2 separate regions of the Homo sapiens genome follow, and region 1 is linked to region 2. A link is an interaction called in ENCODE POLR2A ChIA-PET data of the cell type or tissue named here. Cell type or tissue: B cell. All regions are shown on one strand. Links, peaks and the distances in the headings refer to the core of each region. The heading gives the core; the rest is flanking DNA.

Region 1 (15,736 bases), core at 8,281-12,280, 120 kb after region 2:
AGAGATAGGCAGGAACTAGATCACATCAGTCTTTCCCATGCTGGGGAAGGCGCTTGGATTTCATCCTAACTCAGATTCTCAGATGCATGGTCACTGGAGGGCTGTACACAGTGTGGCAGGCTGAGTAAATGTCCCCCAGGGATGTCCATGTCTTACTGTCTGGCACCTGTGAATATGTGACCGTATATGGATGAAGGGACTTTGCGGATGTGATGGAGTGAAGGATTTTAAGATTGATCCTGGATTACCTGGGTGGGCCCAGTGTAACCACAGGTGTCCTCAGGAGAGGTAGAGGAGGTCAGAGAAGCGATGTGACAATGGAAGCAGAGTCTGGAGAGGCGTGACCTGCTTTAGAAACAGAAGGGGCTGCACACTAAGGAATGCAGGCAGCCAGCAGAAGGGAAAAAGCAAGAAATGGATTTTCCCATTATCTCATTGGAGCCTCCAAAGGAACCAGCCCTGCTGTCACCTTAATTTTGGCCCCTGATGATTCATTTTGAACTTCTTACCTCTAGAACTAAGATAATGAATTTGTGTGTGTGTGTGTGTGTGTGTGTTTGTGTGTGTGTTTTGAGATGGAGTCTCACTCTGTCTCGCCCAGGCTGGAGTGCAGTGATGTGATCTCGGCTCACTGCAAGCTCCGCCTCCCGGGTTCAAGCAATTCTCCTGCCTCAGCCTCCCGAGTCGCTGGGATTACAGGCACCCGCCACCACGCCTGGTTAATTTTTGCTTTTTTTTTTTTTTTTTTTTTTGGAGACAAAGACTCGGTCTTGTCCCCCAGGCTGGAGTGTGATGGCGCAATCTCGGCTCACTGCAACCTCTGCCTCCTGGGTTCAAGAGATTCTCATGCCTCAGCCACCTGAGTAGCTGGGATTACAGGAGACTGCCACCACGCCCGGCTAATTTTTGAAATTTTAGTAGAGATGGGGTTTCACCATGTTGGCCAGGCTGGTCTCGAACTCTTGACCTCAGGTGATCTGCCCACCTCGGCTTCCCAAAGTGCTGGGATTACAGGCATGAACCGCCGCGCCCGGCCAATTTATGGTAATTTCTTACAGCAGCAATGGGAAACTAATACAAGCAGAGAAAGGACATGATCAGATTTATGTTTCAAAAACTATTTCTTGTTGCTATTACAGAATGGGCTTTAGCGGGATCAGCAGAAGCAGAGAGCCCGGGTGGGTAACTGCAGACGTGTGGGTGGGCAACAATGGCAGCCCGGATGTGATGGAATGGTTGCTGCTGGACGGAAGAGCTCAGATCTCAAGAAAATGCTAGGGGAGGCCGGGCGCAGTGGCTCACGCCTGTAATCCCAGCACCTTGGGAGGCCGAGGCAGGTGGATCACGAGGTCAGGAGATCGAGACCATCCTGGCTAACAAGGTGAAACCCCGTCTCTACTAAAAAATACAAAAAAAAATTAGCTGGGCGTGGTGGCGGGCGCCTGTAGTCCCAGCTACTCAGGAGGCTGAGGCAGGAGAATGGTGTGAACCCGGGAGGCGGAGCTTGCAGTGAGCCGAGATCGCGCCACTGCACTCCAGCCTGGGCGACGGAGCGAGACTCCGTTTCAAAAAAAAAAAGAAAAAGAAAAAGAAAATGCTAGGGGCTAGAACTGACTGGGTTTATTGATGAATTGGATATTGTGGGGAAGGGTGCAGTCTAGGAAAGTGACTGCAGCGTGACTCCTGGGGTGATCAGAACTACAATTTCTCCAGCTTCTCTGGGGCCTCACAGAGCCACACTGTGTTTGACAGGCTGTTCCCAGGATGCGGGTGTTTTTATGTGATTAGGCTGGAACTGTTCTCTGGGAAATAAATGCCCTCAGTCTAAAGGGCTTTTACGAGCCAGGGCAGGGGATTAAAGGCGGCCGGGCTGTGGAGAAATCCCAGGGTTAGGAGACAGCTGAGCATGGAGACTTTTAATCTAAACCTTAAACGTTTTTATTTTCCACTCCTTGAACTCAGGGTGTCACTTTAAATACATGTTTGGCAACATCAGCTGTTCTATTTTTCTTTTTAATTATACAAAGCGAGATCCTGGAAATGGCTCAGCCCCAGGCTGGGGGAGGCAAGGGAAGTTTGGCAATGGTAGGAGGCAGAGAAACCAACTAAAAATCTAGTGGATTTGAAATCCTTTTGAGGGAGCACAGAGGCCAAACTTCGAGCCACCCTGAACTTGGTAAGAGCTGCCCTGACTCAGGATTTCTAAAAGGAGACCGACAGACTCACCAGCTTAGAATGGAGAGAGGACAGATGGACACGTCTCCAAGACAAAAATATCACCAGCCCTAGCACTGTTCCTGTACCTCGAATTTATTCCCAGGCCCTGTCCTGTTAGCTCAGCTCTTTTCATTTCTTTTCTTCTTTCTTTCTCTTTCTTTCTTTTCTTTCTTTCCCTTTCTTCTTGCTCTTTCTTTCTTTTCTTTTCTTTCTTTCTCTTTTTCTCATTTCTTTTCCTCTTTCTCTCTCTCTCTTTTTTTTTTTTTATTAGAGGCAGGGTTTTACTATGTTGCCCAGGCTGGTCTTGAACTCCTGGGCTCAAGCGATCCTCCTGCCTCAGCCTCCCAAAGTACTGGGATTACAGGTGTGAGCCACTGTGCCTGGCCCTGTTACCTCCTTTCATCCTCTGAGCAGAAAACAGCTAACTAGGTTGTTCATGACATCTATGGGGTACTCCCTACTGTGTGCCAGCTGCTGGGCTCACCTGCTTACACGTGTTACACTGTTGTAGGCAGTCAGCTATTCTATAAGTAGGTGCTATTATTATCCCCGTTTTCTAGATGGGGAATCTGGAATCTCCAGAGAGAACGGATGGAACCCCCACACCCCAGTGTTGGGCCTGCACTTCTTTGCCCTTGGACCCCTCCCTTGCCTTTCTCTAGCCTTGCTCCAGATCACAGGGTGGCCAACCTTTGGCAGGGTGGCTTCCTGCACAGATGGACCAACTGGAGGCAGTGCCAGGAGCCTGGTGGGTGGGAGGAGCCTGGTGGTGGGAGGAGCCTGGTGGGTGGGAGGAGCCAGGTGGTGGGAGGAGGGGAATCCAGGGTGTTCCTACCCCTCTGCCTCAGGTGGGATCTCCAGCTCCACCTCCCACCAGACAGGTCCACTGTGGCTCTGGCTTCTGCCTGAGGACTCCAGTCCCTCTTCGGTACCAGAAACACCACCCCCTGCCTCTGTCCCTCCAACCCCAGGGTGATAGCAGTCCTCCTGCTGGGGCTAACCTGGGGGCTGCCCTTCCCCTGCCTGCCTTTTCCTGTAAGTCTTCCATTACCCCTGGAGCAATTCTCAGGATAAATGCTCTTAGTGTGGTAACTGTTTGTCCTGGTCAGATTCTCACAGATATACTACCTTCACTAAAGACTTACAGATCAGTCAATTCATTCAATCTGGAAGGCAGCAATCCTCTTTCTCTGAGCACAGCACATCCCATGAGAGGGAAGGTTGGAGCCACCATTTACTGAGCGCTGTGCTAATTGCCAGACAACTTTTCTTTCATGAAACACTCATAACAACCTCTTTGCCAAGTCCCATCAATATTCCCCTTTCACAGATGGGGCTCAGAGAGGCTGGGGTGCTTGCCCAAAGTGGCACAGTTACAAACTGACAAAACTGGGATTCAAATCCAAGAGTGCCTAGCTCCAAACTCTGCATAATGATCTAATCTCATCTGAACACACTTGCAGCCCCATTAGAATTCAACTTCCTTGGCTGGCTGAAGACCCCACCCCAAATCACTCCAGCCTCCTTGTATTCTTTTCTTCTTCTTTTTTTTTTTTTTTTTTTGAGATGGAGTCTCACTCTGTTGCCCAGGCTGGAGTGCAGTGGCGCGATCTTGGCTCACTGCAAGCTCTGCCTCCCAGGTTCACGCCATTCTCCTGCCTCAGCCTCCCGAGTAGCTGGGACTACAGGCATCCGCCACCACGCCCAGCTAATTTTTTGTATTTTTAGTAGAGACAGGGTTTCACCATGTTAGCCAGGATGGTCTCGATCTCCTGACCTCGTGATCCGCCTGCCTTGGCCTCCCAAAGTCCTGGCGTGAGCCACCGCTCCTGACCTGTTTTTTGTTTTTTGTTTTTTTTTTTTTGAGACAGAGTCTCACTCTGTCACCCAGGCTGGAGTACAATGGCCTGATCTCAGCTCACTGCAACCCCCGCCTCCTGGGTTCAAACGATTCTTCCACCTCAGCCTCCCGAGTAGCTGGGACTACAGGCGTACACCACCATTCCCAGCTAACTTTTGTATTTTTTAGTAGAGACAGGGTTTCGCCATGTTGCCCAGGCTGGTCTCCTGACCGCAGGTGATCCGCCCACCTCGGCCTCCCAAAGTGCTGGGATTACAGGCGTGAGCCATCACGCCCGGCCCCCCCAAAAAAATTTTTTTAAGTCCCACAAACTGGGTGGCTTAGGAGAGAAACTTATTGTCTCACAGTTCTGGAGGCCAGAAGTCCAAAATCAAGATGTCAGCAAGGCCACGGTCCCTCGGAAGGAACCAGGGAAGGACATGCCCCAGGCCCTGCTGCTCGAGCTACCTGGCTTGTAGACGGCCGTCTTCTTGTGTCCATTCATGTGGTCTTCCCTCTGTACATGTCTGTCTGTGTCTAAATTTCCTCCTTTGTTTTTGTTTTTTGTTTTTTGTTTTTTTTTTCTGACAGAGTTTCGCTCTTGTTGCCCAGGCTGGCGTGCAGTGGTGCGATCTTGGCTCACTACAACCTCCTCCTCCCGGGTTCAAGCCATTCTCCTACCTTAGCCTCCCGAGTAACTGGGATTACAGGCACATGCCACCACGCCCGGCTAATTTTGTATTTTTAGTAGAGATAAGTTTTCTCCATGTTGGTCAGGCTGGTCTCCAACTCCTGACCTCAGGTGATCCGCCCGCCTCGGCCTCCCAAAAGGCTGGGATTACAGGCGTGAGCCACGGTGCCTGGCTGTTTTTGTCTTTTTTGAGACAGGGTCTCACACTGTTGCCAAGGCTGGAGTGCAGTGTCACGCTCACAGCTCAGTGCAGCTTTGACCTCATGGGATCAAGCAATGCTCCTGCCTCAGCCTCACTAGTAGCGGGAACCCCAGACAAGAGCCACTGCTCCTTGCAAATTTCACACTTCTCCTTTTTATAAGGATATTAGTAATATTGGAAGAGGGCTGTATGAGTCTGTTCTGTCATTGCTATAAAGAAATACCAAGCTGGGCACGGTGACTCACACCTGTAATTCCAGCACTTTGGGAGGCCCAGGCCAGCAGATCACCTGAGGTCAGGAGTTCGGGACAAGTCTGGCCAAAATGGGGAAACCCTGTCTCTACTAAAACTACAAAACATTAGTCGGACGTTGTGGCAGGCGCCTATAATCCCAGCTACTCGGGAGGCTGAGGCAGGAGAATCGCTTGAACCCAGGAGGTGGAGGTTGCAGTGAGGCGAGATTGCACCACTGCACTCCAGCCTGGGCAACAAGCACAAAATTCCATTTAGAAAAAAAAAAAAAAAAATGAAAAGAAATACCTGAGGCTGGGCACCATGGTTCACGCCTGTAATCCCAGCATTTTGGGAGGCCGAGGCGGACAGATCATTTGAGGCCAGGAGTTCGAGACCAGCCTGGCCAACATGGCGAAACCCCCTCTCTACTAAAAATACAAAAATTAGCCGGGCGTGGTGATGCACTCCTGTAATCCCAGCTACTCGGGAGGCTGAGGCAGGAGAATTGCTTGAACCAGGGAGGTGGAGGTTGCAGTGAGCCAACATTGAGCCACTGCACTCCAGCCTGGAAGACAGAGCGAGACTCCATCTCAAAAAAAAAAAAAAAAAAAATACCTAGGCCGGGCACAGTGGCTCACGCCTGTACTCCCAGCACTTTGGGAGGCTGAGGCAGGTGGATCACGAGGTCAGCAGTTCAACCTGCCGGTCCAAGATGGTGAATCCTCATCTCTACTAAAAATACAAAAATTAGCTGGGCGTGGTGGCAGGCACCTGTAATCCCAGCTACTCGGGAGGCGGAGGCAGAGAATTGCTTGCACCCAGAGGCGGAAGTTAAAGTGAGCCCAGATCGCGCCACTGCACTCCAGCCTGGGCAACAGAGTGAGACTCTGTCTCGAAAAAAAAAAAGAAAAAGAAATACCTAAGACTGAGTAATTTATAAAGAAAAGAGGATGAATACAAAAAAATCAGCTGGGCGTGGTGGCAGTCGCCTGTAGTCCCAGCTACTCCGGAGGCTGAAGCAGGAGAATGGCCGTGAACCCGGGAGGTGGAGCTTGCAGTGAGCTGATATTGCGCCACTGCACTCCAGCCTGGGCGACAGAGCGAGACTCCGTCAAAAAAAAAAAAAGAAAGAAAGAAAGAAAGAAAAGAGGATTAATTGGCTCTTGGTTCGGAAGGTTGTGCAGGAAACATTGCAGCATCTGCTTCTGGGGAGGCCTCAAGAAGCTTCCAATCATGGCGGAAGGCAAAGGAGGAACCAGCCCTTCACATGGCGGGAGCAGGAGGAAGAGAGGGGCGGGGAGGTGCTATACACTTTTAAACAACCAGATCTCACTCACTGTCATAGCACCAAGAGGATGGTGCTAAACCATTCATGAGAAACTGGCCCCGTGATCCAATCACCTCTCACCAGGCTCCATCTCCAACACTGGGGATTACAATTGAACATGAGATTTGGGTGGGGACACAGATCCAAACGAAATAAGTGCCCACCCTATGACCTCATTTTAATTTGATTACCTCTGTAAAGGCTGTATTTCCAAATGAGGTCACATTCTTCGTTTTTTTTTGTTTGTGGTTTTTTTTTTTTTTTTTAGAGAGTTTCACTCTTTCGCCCAGGCTGGAGTGCAATGGCACAATCTCAGCTGACTGCAACCTCTGCCTTCCAGTGTCAAGAGATTCTCCTGCCTCAGCCTCCCAAGTAGCTAGGATTACAACAGTCGCTTGCCTTCACACCCAGCTAATTTTTGTATTTTTAGTAGAGATCGGGTTTCACCATGTTGGCCAGGCTGGTCTCCAACTCCTGACCTCCTGATCCACCCTCCTCGGCCTCCCAAAGTGCTGGGATTACAGATGTGAGCCACCGTGCCTGGCCACAGTCTTCTTCTTTTGTTTTTTTTTGAGACGGAGTCTCGCTCTGTCACCCAGGCTGGAGTGCAGTGGCGTGATCTCGGCTCACTGCAAGTTCTGCCTTCCAGGTTCACGCCATTCTCCTGCCTCAGCCTCCCGAGTAGCTGGGACTACAAGCACCTGCCACCATGCCTGGCTAATTTTTTGTATTTTTTTCATTAGAGACGGGGGTTTCACCGTGTTAGCCAGGATGGTCTCGATCTCCTGACCTCGTGATCCGCCTGCCTCGGCCTCCCAAAGTGCTGGGATTACAGGCGTGAGCCATCGTGCCCAGCCGGCCACATTCTTCTTTTTGAGGTGGAGTTTCACTCTTGTCTGCCGGGCTGCAGTGCAATGGCGCAATCTTGGCTCACTGCAACCTCCACCTCCTGGCTACTTTTTGTATTTTCAGTAGAGATGGGGTTTCACCATGTTTGCCAGGCTGGTCTTGAACTCCTGACCTCAGGTGATCCGCCTGCCTCAGTCTCCCAAGGTGTTGAAATTACAGGCGTGAGCCACTGCGCCCAGCCCCAAATGAGGTCACATTCTGAGGTACTGAGGTTTAGGACTGCAATGTCTTTTTTGGGGGGACACAGTTTAACCTTTAAGAGTCCAACCTGATCTCATGTGTCTGATCTCTGCAGTGTGGCCTGCTTTGCTAATAGAGGATGTCAGACCGTCCAGGAAAATGATCCTGCTGACACCCACCAAGTTAAGGGATATAGTGATTCTCCAAGGCATATGTGTATTGACAAAATTTACCCCAACATTCTGTACAGCAAATTCAGTTTTGAAAAAGGAGAACTAGACTAGGCGTGGTGGCTCATGCCTGTAATCCAGCACTTTGGGAGGCTGAGGTGGGTGGATCACCTGAGGTCACGAGTTCAAGACCAGCCTGACCAACATGTAGAAACCTCGTCTCTACTAAAAATGTAAAAATTACCCGGGCGTGGTGGTGCATGCCTGTAATCCCAGCTACTCGGGAGGCTGAGGCAGGAGAATCACTTGAATCCAGGAGGTGGAGGTTGCAGTGAGCTGAGATCATGCCATTGCGCTCCAGCCTGGGCAACAAGAGCAAAACTCCGTCTCAAAAAAAAAAAAAAAAAAAGAAAGAAAGAAAAGAAAAGAAAAAGAGAACTAGGCTGGGTAGGTTAGCTCACGCCTGTAATCCCAGCATTTTGGGAGGCCATGGCAGGAGGATCGCTTGTGTCCAGGAGTTTTGAGACTGGCCTAGGCAACATATTAGATCCCATCTTTATAAATAATAAAAAATTAGCCAGGTGTGGTGGTGTGTGCATGTAGTCTCAGCTACTTGGCAGGCTGAGGTGGGAGGGTCACTTGAACCCAGGAGGTCAAGGCTGCAGTGAGCCATAATCGTGCCTCTGGACTCCAGTCTAGGCAACAGAATGAAACTTCATCTCAAAACAACAACAACAAAAAAGAAGCTGGTCACAGTGGCTCTAGCCTTTAATCCCAGCACTTTGGGAGGCTGAGGCAAGCGGATCGCTTGAGCCCAGGAGTTCAAGACCAGCCTGGGCAACGTGGCAAGACCCCCTGTCTCTACAAAAAAAAAAAAAAAAAAAAAAACACAAAAATTAGCCAGATGTGGTGATGCAGGCCTGTAGCCCTAGCTACTTGGGAGGCTGAGCTGAGAGGATCACTTGCACCCGGGAGGCAGAGGTTATAGTGGGCTGAGATTGTGCCACTGCACTCCAGTCTGGGCAAGAGACCAAGACCCCTGTGAAAAAAAAAGAAGGAAGGAAGGAAGGGAGGAAGGGAGGGAGGGAACAAGTTGAAGGTCTTACCTCTACCTGACTTTAAGACTTATTTTGAGGCCGGGCGTGGTGACTCATGTCTGTAATCTCAGCACTTTGGGAGGCTGAGGTGGGTGAATAACCTGAGGTCAGGAGTTCCAGACCAGCCTGGCCAACACGGCGAATCCCTGTTTCTACTAAAAATACAAAAATTAGCTGGATGTGGCAGCAGGCACCTGTAATCCTAGCTACTCGGGAGGCTGAAGCAGGAGAATCGCTTGAACCCGGGAGCCGAGGTTGCAGTGAGCCCAGAACGTGCCATTGCACTCCAGCCTGGGCAATAGAGAGAGACTCTGTCTTAAAAAAGAGACTTTTTTTTTTGAGACAGGGTCTTGCTCTGTCACCCAGGCTGAAGTGTAGTGGCCCCGTCTCGGCTCACTGCAACCTCCACCTCCCAGGTTCAAGCAATTCTCCTGCCTCAGCCTCCCGAGTAGCTGGGACTACAGGTGCGTGCCACCACATCCGGCTAATTTTTGTATGTTTAGTAGAGACAGGATTTCACTGCGTTGACCAGGCTGGTCTCAAACTCCTAACCTCGTGATCCGCCCGCCTCGGCCTCCCAAAGTGCTGGGATTACAGGCGTGAACCACCATGCCCGGCCGAGACTTTTTTTTTTTTAATTTTGAGGAATTTATGGGGTTTTTTTTCCCCAAGACTTATTTTATTTTTATTTATTTATTTATTAATTTATTTACTTTTTTTTTTTTTTTTGAGATGGAGTCTCACTCTGTCACCCAGGCTAGAGTGCAATGGCGCGATCTCAGCTCACTACAAGCTCTGCCTCCCGGGTTCATGCCATTCTCCTGCCTCAGCCTCCAGAGTAGCTGGGACTACAGGCGCCTGCCACCACGCCTGGCTAATTTTTTGTATTTTTAGTAGAGATGAGGTTTCACCGTGTTAGCCAGGATGGTCTCGATCTCCTGACCTTGTGATCGGCCCGCCTCGGCCTCCCAAAGTGCTGGGATTACAGGCATGAGCCACTGCGCCCGGCCAATTTATTTACTTTTGAGACGGAGTCTTACTCTGTCGCCCAGTATGGAGTGCAGTGGCGTGACCTCGGCTCACTGCTACCTCCGTCTCCCGGGTTCAAGGGTTCTCCTGCCTTAGCCTCCCAAATAGCTGGGACTACAGGTGCGGGCCACCATGCCCAGCTAATTTTTGTATTTTTAGTAGAGATGAGGTTTCACCATGTTGGTCAGACTGGTCTCAAACTCCTGACCTCAAGTGATCCGCCCACCTTGGCCCCCCCAAAGTACTGGGGTTACAGGTGTGAGCCACCACGCCCTGCCCCCAAGATTTACTTTAAACCTAGAGTAATCAACACAGTATCTATTGGCATGAGAGTAGACAAATAGATCCACAGACTAGAATAGAGAGTTCAGAAACAGTCTGTCATGTATAGTAGTCACGTGATTTTTGACAAAAATGTCCATGCATTTCAGTGGGGAAAGCTTGCTTCACTCAAAAATCTGTATTTGATTGATGGGCTATAGGCTCAGCTACTTGAGAAGCTGAGGCAGGAGTGAGAATCACTTGAGTCATGAATTTGAGGCTGTAGTGTGCAATGATCACACCTATGAAGAGCCACTGCACTCCAGCCTGGGCAACAGAGCAAGACCTTGTCTCTAAGAAAAAAACAGAAATAGAAAAAAATCAGTATGACACGGATCACAGACCTAAACATACAAGCAAAAACACTTTTATTTTTGGCGGGGTGGGTGGAGGGTAGAGACAGGGTTCCACTATGTTGCCCAGGCTGGTCTCAAACCTCCTGGTCTCAAGTGATCCTCTCGACCTGGCCTCCCCAGGTGCTGAGATTATAGGCATGAGCCACCATGCCTGGCCTAAAACTTTTAAAAGAAAACACAGGTGAATATCTTCGTGACCTTGTGGTTGGCAAAGATTTCTTTTTTTCTTTTTTTTTTTTTTTAAATAGAGTCTTACTCTATGGCCCAGGCTGGAGTGTAATGGTGTGATCTCAGCTCACTGCAACCTCCGCCTCTTGGGTTCAAGTGATTCTTGTGCCTCAGCCTCTTGAATAGCTGGGATTACAGGCATGTGCCACCATGCCCGGATAATTTTTGTATTTTTAGTAGAGATGCAGTTTCACCATGCTGGCCAGGCTGGTCTCGAACTCCTGACCTCAGGTGATCCGTCCACCTCAGCCTCCCAAAATGCTGGGATTACAGGCATGAGTCACCGCGTCGTCAGCAAAGATTTCTTATCCAGGCCAGAAAAAGTTCTCACTTTTAAAGGCATGGGCACAAACTCAGACCCAACAAAGACTTCTGACCAGTGAGGGGGTAGGAGTGGAGGGAGGAAGAATGAGCACTATAAGCCCAGAAACTGGAGAGCAAGGAGACAGAGTTCACACTCCCCTGGCATAGTCTAAGCTCCAGAGTCAGAGAACCATTCTGAGACCAACACCAGGGCTCACCAACCCGACCCCATTCTGCATTTTGTAACCAGCCCCCTGACAGTGTCTCACTTGGTTTCCAGCCTCCTTCACCCCAATTCTTTGACCATGAAAACCTTCAAGATCACTCACAAAAGCTGCCTCCCAGATGTCTTGTGGAGCTGGCACCAGGGCTGGCTGGCAGAGGGATTTCATGCATTCTGAGTCAGGACACAAGGAAGGACTGACAGGGAAGCTGCCCCCAGCTCCATACAAGGACAACTTTTGAAGTATCAGACAACCAATCAGACATGCTCAGCTTCTAGAAGGAGTGAGCTTCCCATCGCCAGGGGTATGAAAACATTGTTCTAGCCGGGCTTGGTGGTGCATGCCTGTGGAGCCCAGGAGTCCGAATGCAGCCTGGGTAACACAATGAGACCCCTGTCTCCCCACCACCAAAAAAAAAAAAAAAACTGTGGGGAAAAGTTAGTAACCATGGACCCCTCTAGGATCCTGGGGCAGGAGGCAGGGATGGTCCAGACACCCCACCCAAGTTTTTATTACTTGTGATCTGTGCAGATGGGGAAATTCAAACCACACAGAATATTAGGAGAGGGGTGAGGAGCGTGACATAGTAGCTGGGGAAAGGAAACCCTCACCACCCCAAAGCCCCCTCTGAGTCACCACTCCCAGATCCTTTTGTTCCTCTAAAATCAGCAAATCTCTCCTCCCAGCTTCCGGCCTCTTCCCCCTCCAGACCTCAGGCCCTCTTAGCTGCTAAATGTTGTGTGTTCCTAGTCCTGAACTGGGGGTTTCTGGGAACCAAGGACATTGCATTGTTTTGTTCATTGAACCTGTTTCCATTGGCAGTAGCCAGTGGGAGGCCCTGGGGTGATAGCGACGTGATTGATTGATTGATTGATTTTGAGAGACTGAGTCTCCCTCTGTCGCCCAGGCTGGAGTTCAGTGGCAGGATCTCGGCTCACTGCAACTTTCGCCTCCTGGATTCAAGCAATTCTTCTGCCTCAGCCTCCGGAGTAGCTGGGATTACAGGCCTGGCCACCACACCCAACTAATTTTTTCTTTTTTGAGATGGAGTCTAGCTCTGTCACCCAGGCTGGAGTGCAGTGGTGTGATCTCGGCTCATTGCAACCTCTGCCTCCCGGGTTCAAGCAATTTTCCTGCCTCAGCCTCCCAAGTAGCTGGGACTACAGGTGTGTGCCCCCACGCTCGACTAATTTTTGTATTTTTAGTAGAGACGGGGTTTCACCATGTTGGCCAGACTGGTCTCAAACTCCAGACCTCGTGATCTGCCCGCCTTGGACTCCTAAAGTGCTGGGATTACAGGTGTGAGCCACCGCGCCCGGCTAATTTTTTCTTATTTTGACACAGGGTCTTACTCTGTCGCCCAGGCTACAGTGCAGTGGCGTGATCTCTGCTCACTCCAACCTCTGCCTGCCGGGTTCAAGCACTTCTTCTGCCTCAGCCTCCCAAGTAGCTGGGATTATAGGCATGCACCACCAAGCCCGGCTAATTTTTGTATTTTTAGAAGAGATGGGCTTTTACCATGTTGACCAGGCTGGTCTTGAACTCCTGACCTCAGGTGATCCACCTGCCTCAGCCTCCGAAAGGGCTGGAATTACAGGCGTGAGTCACCGTGCCCGGCCTAATTTTTGTATTTTTAATGGAGACGGAGTTTCGCCATGTTGGCCAGGCTGGTCTCAAACTCCTGACCTTAAGTGATCTACCGCCTCGGCCTCCCAAAGTGTTGGAATTATAAGCATGAGCCACCACACCTGGCCCATGATTCATTTATTTATTTAGTTGTTTTTTCTTTGAGACAGGATCTCGCTTTATTGCCTAGGTTGGAGGACAGTGGTGTGATCACCGCAGCTTCATTCCAAGAAGCTGGGAGTACAGGCTCACGCCACCACATCTGGTTTATTTATTTATTTATTGAGACAGAGTATTGCTTTTATTGCCCAGGCTGGAGTGCAATGGCATAATCTCATCTCATCGCAAACTCCACCTCCCGGGTTCAGGCGGTTCTCCTGCCTTAGCCTCCCAAGTAGCTGGGATTACAGGCATGCGCCACCACACCAGCTAATTTTTGTATTTTTAGTAGAGACGAGGTTTCTCCATGTTGGTCAGGCTGGTCTTGAACTCCTGTCCTCTCAGGTGATCCGCCCACCTCAGCCTCCCAAAGTGCTGGGATTACAGGTGTGAGCCACCGTGCCTAGTCTTATTTATTTATTTATTTGGAGACAGAGTCTCGCTCTGTCGCCCAGGCTGGAGTGCAGTGGCACCATCTTGGCTTACTGCAAGCTCCGCCTCCCGGGTTCACGCCATTCTCCTGCCTCAGCCTCCCAAGTAGCTGGGACTACAGGCGCCCGCCACCACACCCAGCTAATTTTTTTGTATTTTTAGTAGAGACGGGGTTTCACCGTGTTAGCCAGGATGGTCTCAATCTCCTGACCTCGCGATCCGCCGGTTTCAGCCTCCCAAAGTGCTGGGATTATAGGTGTGAGCCACCGCGCCTGGCCTTTTTTTTTTTTTTTTTTTTTAAGTAGAGATGTGCTACTGCACTCCAGCCTGGGTGACTATTGAGACCCTGTCTCAATAAATAAATAAATAAATAAATAAATAAATAAATAAATAAATAAGGCCAGGCGCAGTGGCTCACATCTGTAATCCCAGCACTCTGGGAGGCTGAGGCAGGCAGATCATCTGAGTTCAGGAGTTCGAGACTAGCCTGGACAACATGGTGAAACCCTGTCTCTACTAAAAATATAAAAAATTAGCTGGGTGTGCTGGTGGGCACCTGTAATCCTAGTTACTCAGGAGGCTGAGGCAGAAGAATCGCTTGAACCTAGGAATTGGAGGTTGCAGTGAGCTGAGATTGAGCCACTACGCTCTAGCCTGGGGGACAGAGCGAGACTCCATCTTAAAAATAATAAAAATAAAAATAAAATAAAATGTTTAAATACGTTGGGCACAATGGTTTACACCTGTAATCCCAGCACTTTGGGAGGCTGAGATGGGTGGATCACTTGAGGTCAGGAGTTCGAGACCAGCCTGGCCAACATGGTGAAACCCTGACTCTACTAAAAATACAAAAAATTAGCTGGGTGTGGTGATGGACACCTGTAATCCCAGTTATTTAGGAGGCTGAGCCAGAATAATCGGTTGAACCCAGGAGGCGGAGGTTGCAGTGAGCCGAGATCGAGCCACTGCACTGCAGCCTGGGGAACAGAGAGAGACTCTGTCCTAAAATAATAATAAAATAAAATAAAATGTTTGAATAGGCTGGACACAGTGGCTCATGCTTGTAATTCCAGAACTTTGGGAGGCCCAGATGGGAGGATCCCTTGAGCCCAGGAGTTTGAGACCAGCATGCTCAACATGGGGAGACGCTGTCACTATTATTTTTTATTGGAGACGGAGTCTCCCTCTGTCGCCCAGGCTTGAGTGCAGCAGCCTGATCTCAGCTCACTGCAACCTCTGCCTCCTGCGTTCAAGCAATTATCCTACCTCAGCTTCCCCAGTTGCTAGGATTATAGGCGTGCCCCATCATACCTGGCTAATTTTTTTTGTATTTTTAGTAGAGATGGGGGTTTCACCATGTTAGCCAGGCTGGTCTCGAACTCCTGACCTTAGGTGATCCACCCGCTTGGGCCTTCCAAAGTGTTGGGATAACAGGTGTGAGCCACCGCGCCTGGCCACACTTTTTTTTTTTTTTAATGCTTAAACAGATGAACAGGTCAACTAAATAAGCTAGATGATTTCAGATGCTGTAGTGATCACAGCTATAAAGGGAAGAAATCAGGATGAGGTGACAGATTGTGACACCGGGGCTACTTCAATAGAGGGAAGGTCTCTCAGGAGGTGCTATTTGAGCTGAGACACAAATGTTGAGTGAAAGGGGTAAGAAGTACAAAGGCGGGCCATGGCGCGGTGCGTCACGCCTGTAATCCCAGCACTTTGGGAGGCTGAGGCGGGTGGATCACCAGGTCAAGAGATCGAGACCATCCTGGTCCATATGGTGAAACCCCGTCTCTACTAAAAATACCAAAAATAGCTGGGCGTGGTGGCGCGCGCCTGTAGTCCCAGCTACTCGGCAGGCTGAAGCAGGAGAATTGCTTGAACCCGGGAGGCGGAGGTTGCAGTGAGCCGAGATCGCTCCACTGCACTCCAGCCTGGTGACAGAGTGAGACTCCGTCTCAAAAAAAAAAAAAAAAAAGTACAAAGGCCACCAGGGAAACAAAGCCAGTAGGGTGAGATTTCAAATTCCAAATTCCCCAATTTTTTTTTTTTTTTTTGAGAGGGACTCTCGCTCTGTCGCTCAGGCTGGAGTGCAGTGGCTCGATCTCGGCTCACTGCAAGCTCCGCCTCCCAAGTTCAAACGATTCTCCTGCCTCAGCCTCCCTGGTAACTGGGACTAGGGAGTCACCTGACT
Region 2 (4,000 bases), core at 1-4,000:
TATAGTGCATCCCCAGGCTGAAGTGCAGTGGCGCCATCTCAGCTCACTGCAACCTCCACCTCCCAGGTTCAAGCAATTCTCTTGCCTCAGCCTCCTGAGTAGCTGGGATTACAGGCGCGTGCCACCATGCCCAGTTAATTTTTGTATTTTTAGTAGAGACGGAGTTTCGCCATGTTGGCCAGGCTAGTCTCGAACTCCTGACCTCAAGTGATCTGCCCACCTTGGCCTCTCAAAGTACTGGGATTACAGGCGAGAGCCACTGCACCAGGCCTGTAATAAGTGTTTGAAATTGACCAGACTGCCCAACATGGCAAAACTCTGTCTCTACTAAAAATACAAAAAATTAGCTGGGCATGGTGGCGGGTGCCTGTAATCCCAGCTACTCAGGAGACTGAGGCAGGAGAATCGCTTGAACTCCGGAGGCGGAGGATGCAGTGAGCCGAGATCACGCCACTGCACTCCAGCCTGGGTGACAAGAGCAAAACTCCGTCTCAAAAAAAAAAGAAAAAAAAAGAAAAAGAAAAGTGTTTGAAATCTGTTACAGCATACTTTTTTCTTTCTTTCTCCTTTTTGTTTTGAGACAGGGTCTCAATCTGTTGCCCAGACTGAAGTGCAGTGGTGCAATCACAGCTCACTGCAGCCTCAAGCTCCTGGGCTCAAGCGATCCTCCTGCTTAAGCCTCCCAAATAGCTGGGACTACAGGCATGCACTATCATGCCTGGCTTTTTTTTTTTTTTTTTTTTTTTTTTTTGGTAGAGATGAGTTCTCATTATGTTACCCAGGTTGATCTTGAACTCCTGGGCTCAGGTGATCCTCCCCCCTCAGCTTCTGGAGTAGCTGGAACAACAGGCATAAGCCACCATGCCTGGCTTCAGTGTTTTTTACAATAGCCAAAAAAAACCCCAAAAAAATCAGAAATTAACAAAATACCTCTTGGGGCTACTGAAGTCACAAATAATATTTAGAGTGCACTAACCTCAGGTCAGCCCTTGTCTGAAGGGTTTTGCATGCCTTATCTCATTTAGTTCTGACAACCACTGAAGAAAGTCTTGGTATAACCCATCTTTATAATCAAGGAAAGTAAGGCTCAGGACACTATGTAACTTGTCCAAGGAAGTAGTGAAGCTGCGTGGAGGCAGACGGATGGTACAGAGATGACCTGATACATATGTATCCCACCTAGGACCGCCTTTGGAAGGGTGCTCACCAAAACTGTTTTCTCTGGATGGTGGACTTTGAGGTGAGCACTGGATGAAAATTTGGCCTCTGCTGCCAAACTGACCGATCTTTGTGTACTTGGCTGTCCTAACGGGTGACTTGACCTTTTCAAGCCTCAGTTTCCTCATCTGTAAAATGACAGTCACAACTGTCTACCCCACAGAGTTGCTGAAGCGTAAATAAGATAAGGGCTGTGGAGGTCCAGACAACAAACTGCTCCTACAAAGTCCTCAACAATACAGCCATTATTCCTCTTCCTCATGTCCTGGTCCTTTCCCGTTTGATTAGACATTTTTTTTTTATTTTATTTTATTTTATTTTTTGAGATAGAGTCTCACTTTGTAGCCCAGACTGGAGTGCAGTGGTGCAGTCTCTGATCACTGCAACCTCCACCTCCCAGGTTCAAGTGATTCTCCTGCCTCAGCCTCCCAAGTAGCTGGGACCACATGTGTGCACCACCATGCTCGCATTTTTTGTATTTTTAGTAGAGACGGGGTTTTGCCATGTTGGCCAGGCTGGTCTCGAACTCCTGACCTCAGGTGATCCACCCGCCTAGACTTCCCAAAATGCTGAGATTATGGCGTGAGCCACCGCGCTCGACCGATTAGACATTTTTATGTTGAGCATCAACCAGTTTTACACACTGAGAAAAAGTTCCTTTCAAAAGAGGAGAAGACAGCCCATGAAGCAATTAAAGGAAAAGGGAAAAGGAAGGGAAGAAGCAAGGGAGTGAGGGAAGGAGAGACAGAAAATCCACCTAACCACAGGGAAAGGCGAGGTGTCAGCACCCCCCAGTTTTCCAAGTGACCACCAGGCGGCACTGTTCGCAGTTCCCACAGCTAGGTAAAGCAACCCCCTTTTAAAAACAAAAACATGGAACAAATCACCAAAATCCTTCATCTTAACTGCGGTGCCTTCATCTCAGGAGGCCCCATAGCTACCCAAAAAGTCGCGGCTGTTCACCCTACAGGAGGTGGGAAGGAGGTGGGAAGCGGCCGCCCGCTGCAGGCAGGCTGCGTCTTACCTTTGGAGTCTTCTTTGGCCAAGTCACCACAGGGACCCCAGTGATGGCCAGACTAGGGTCATCATCTGCGTGCTCCTTCAGGACGTTCTGTGGCCAAACAAAGCATCCATATTAGCCCAGGGGGAAGGGGAGGTCTCTGAAGACAGCTGAACAGCAGACATAGTCCAGCAAGGATCACACTCCACAAAGTCAGCGCCTGGCCATTGACTCCACCACCACCCACACATTCAATAGAAACCAAGTCACTAGGGTCCCCTGGGGCCCACGAAACACACAACGTTCCCCTCTGCCCTCTACAAAATTTCTTTAACAAAGCAAATCACATACCTCCCTGTGACTTCCACGTATGTATCACCCATGATCACAGTTATGACATCTAGCACTTGTCCAGAGCGTCGGGGACTCACACACAAACTTTTTCTTTTTTTTTTTTTTTTGAGACAGAATCTTGCTCTGTCACCCAGGCCGGAGTGCAGTTGTATAATCATAGCTCACTACATCCTTGACCACCTGGATCAAGTGATCCTCATGCCTTAGCCTCCTAAGTAGCTGAGACCACAGGTGCATGGCACCCTCCCTGGCTAAATTTTTTTTTTTTTTTTAGACAAAGTCTTACTCTGTCACCCAGGCTGGAGTTCAGTGGCGCAATCTGGGCTCAAGCAACTTCTGCCTCTTGGGTTCAAGCGATTTCCCTGCCCCAGCCTCCCGAGTAGCTGTGAATGCAGGTGTGCACCACCACGCTGGGCTAATTTTTGTATTTTTAGTACAGACAGGATTTTGCCATGTTGGCCAGGCTAGTCTCCAACTCCTGACCTCAAGTGACCCACCTGCCTTGGCCTCCCAAAGTGCTGGGATTACAGGCGTGAGCCAACACGCCCAGCCATAATTTTTAAATTTTTTTGTGCAGACAGGGTATATGCCATGTTGCCCAAGCTTGTCTCAAACTCCTGGCCTCGAGGAATCCTCCCTCCTTAGCCTACCAAAATGCTGGGATTACAGGGGTAAGCCACTGTGCCTCATTTAATTCCTACCAAGCACTCTGGGAGGGCTGGGCGGTGGCACTACGGATCCTCTAATGTTCACAAATTTAACTACGTACTCAGCGAAGCAAACAAAACCAACCTCCAGACCTTGATGCCTTCATAGAGCCATGACTCCGTCCTTTAGTCAGCTTGCTACATGTACCCTAACCCTGCTGTGTGACGACGTGTAAATGTTTTTTGCAACATGGGCCCTAAATACAAGAAGATGCTTGATCTGGTCTGACTGAGGATGGAGTCACGTGGCCAAATTGTGGCAGAAAAATGGGCTGCGTTGGACGGACTGCCAGGCTGCTTGGCGATCTCCCACGAGGCACACTGTGTTCACTCTCGGTGAGCAGTTTGAAGGTTCTTCAAAGGGAATTCTCACTCTGCCAGACTTTGGCCTTGTGTGGCTGGACTTTAGAACATCATCCAGGTATAAAATGCTACCCAGCTGAATTATCTAACAGCTAACTTACAGGGGAGGTTACCAAGGCCCAGAAAGGCTCACAGGATTTTAGTGCTACCCCAAACTATGAAGACAGACCCCCAGAACCCCACTCTCTGGCACCAGACTTTCTGCCCCAGGACCACCCACATAGGGTTTTTTTTGGCTACATCCACACATCCACAGCACCCCACAAAAAAATGTGTTTAAGCACACACAGAACTATCACTGGCCCATTCTGATCCTGGACCACGGATTGTTGAATTGTACAAAAACATTTTTTCCGGA

The links. ChIA-PET counts read pairs that join two places held together with the same protein. Peaks named below come from ENCODE experiments on the same cell type or tissue, not always from the same donor. Only the 100,000 strongest peaks of a DNase experiment are listed, where the experiment ranks them.
Region 1: POLR2A ChIA-PET joins it to region 2 with 6 read pairs; 10 of 35 experiments call an interaction of 5 or more read pairs at or near these places.

The regions. Positions count from the first base shown.
Region 1 is chr12:121,608,523-121,624,258 of GRCh38, forward strand. No RefSeq gene overlaps it. Among named protein-coding and RNA genes, the nearest start is that of KDM2B, 35 kb to the left of the region's middle. RefSeq lists a silencer at 6,525-6,574 and an enhancer at 11,842-12,136. In B cell, for the core only: no CTCF peak of the experiment used is centred there; a DNase peak (open chromatin) is centred at 10,509.
Region 2 is chr12:121,492,337-121,496,336 of GRCh38, forward strand. KDM2B (lysine demethylase 2B) reads right to left here. Exons shown (of 23, transcript NM_032590.5): 12 at 2,243-2,329. Among named protein-coding and RNA genes, the nearest start is that of MIR7107, 50 kb to the left of the region's middle. In B cell, for the core only: CTCF peaks have their summits at 2,037 (motif pointing right) and 2,236; a DNase peak (open chromatin) is centred at 2,035.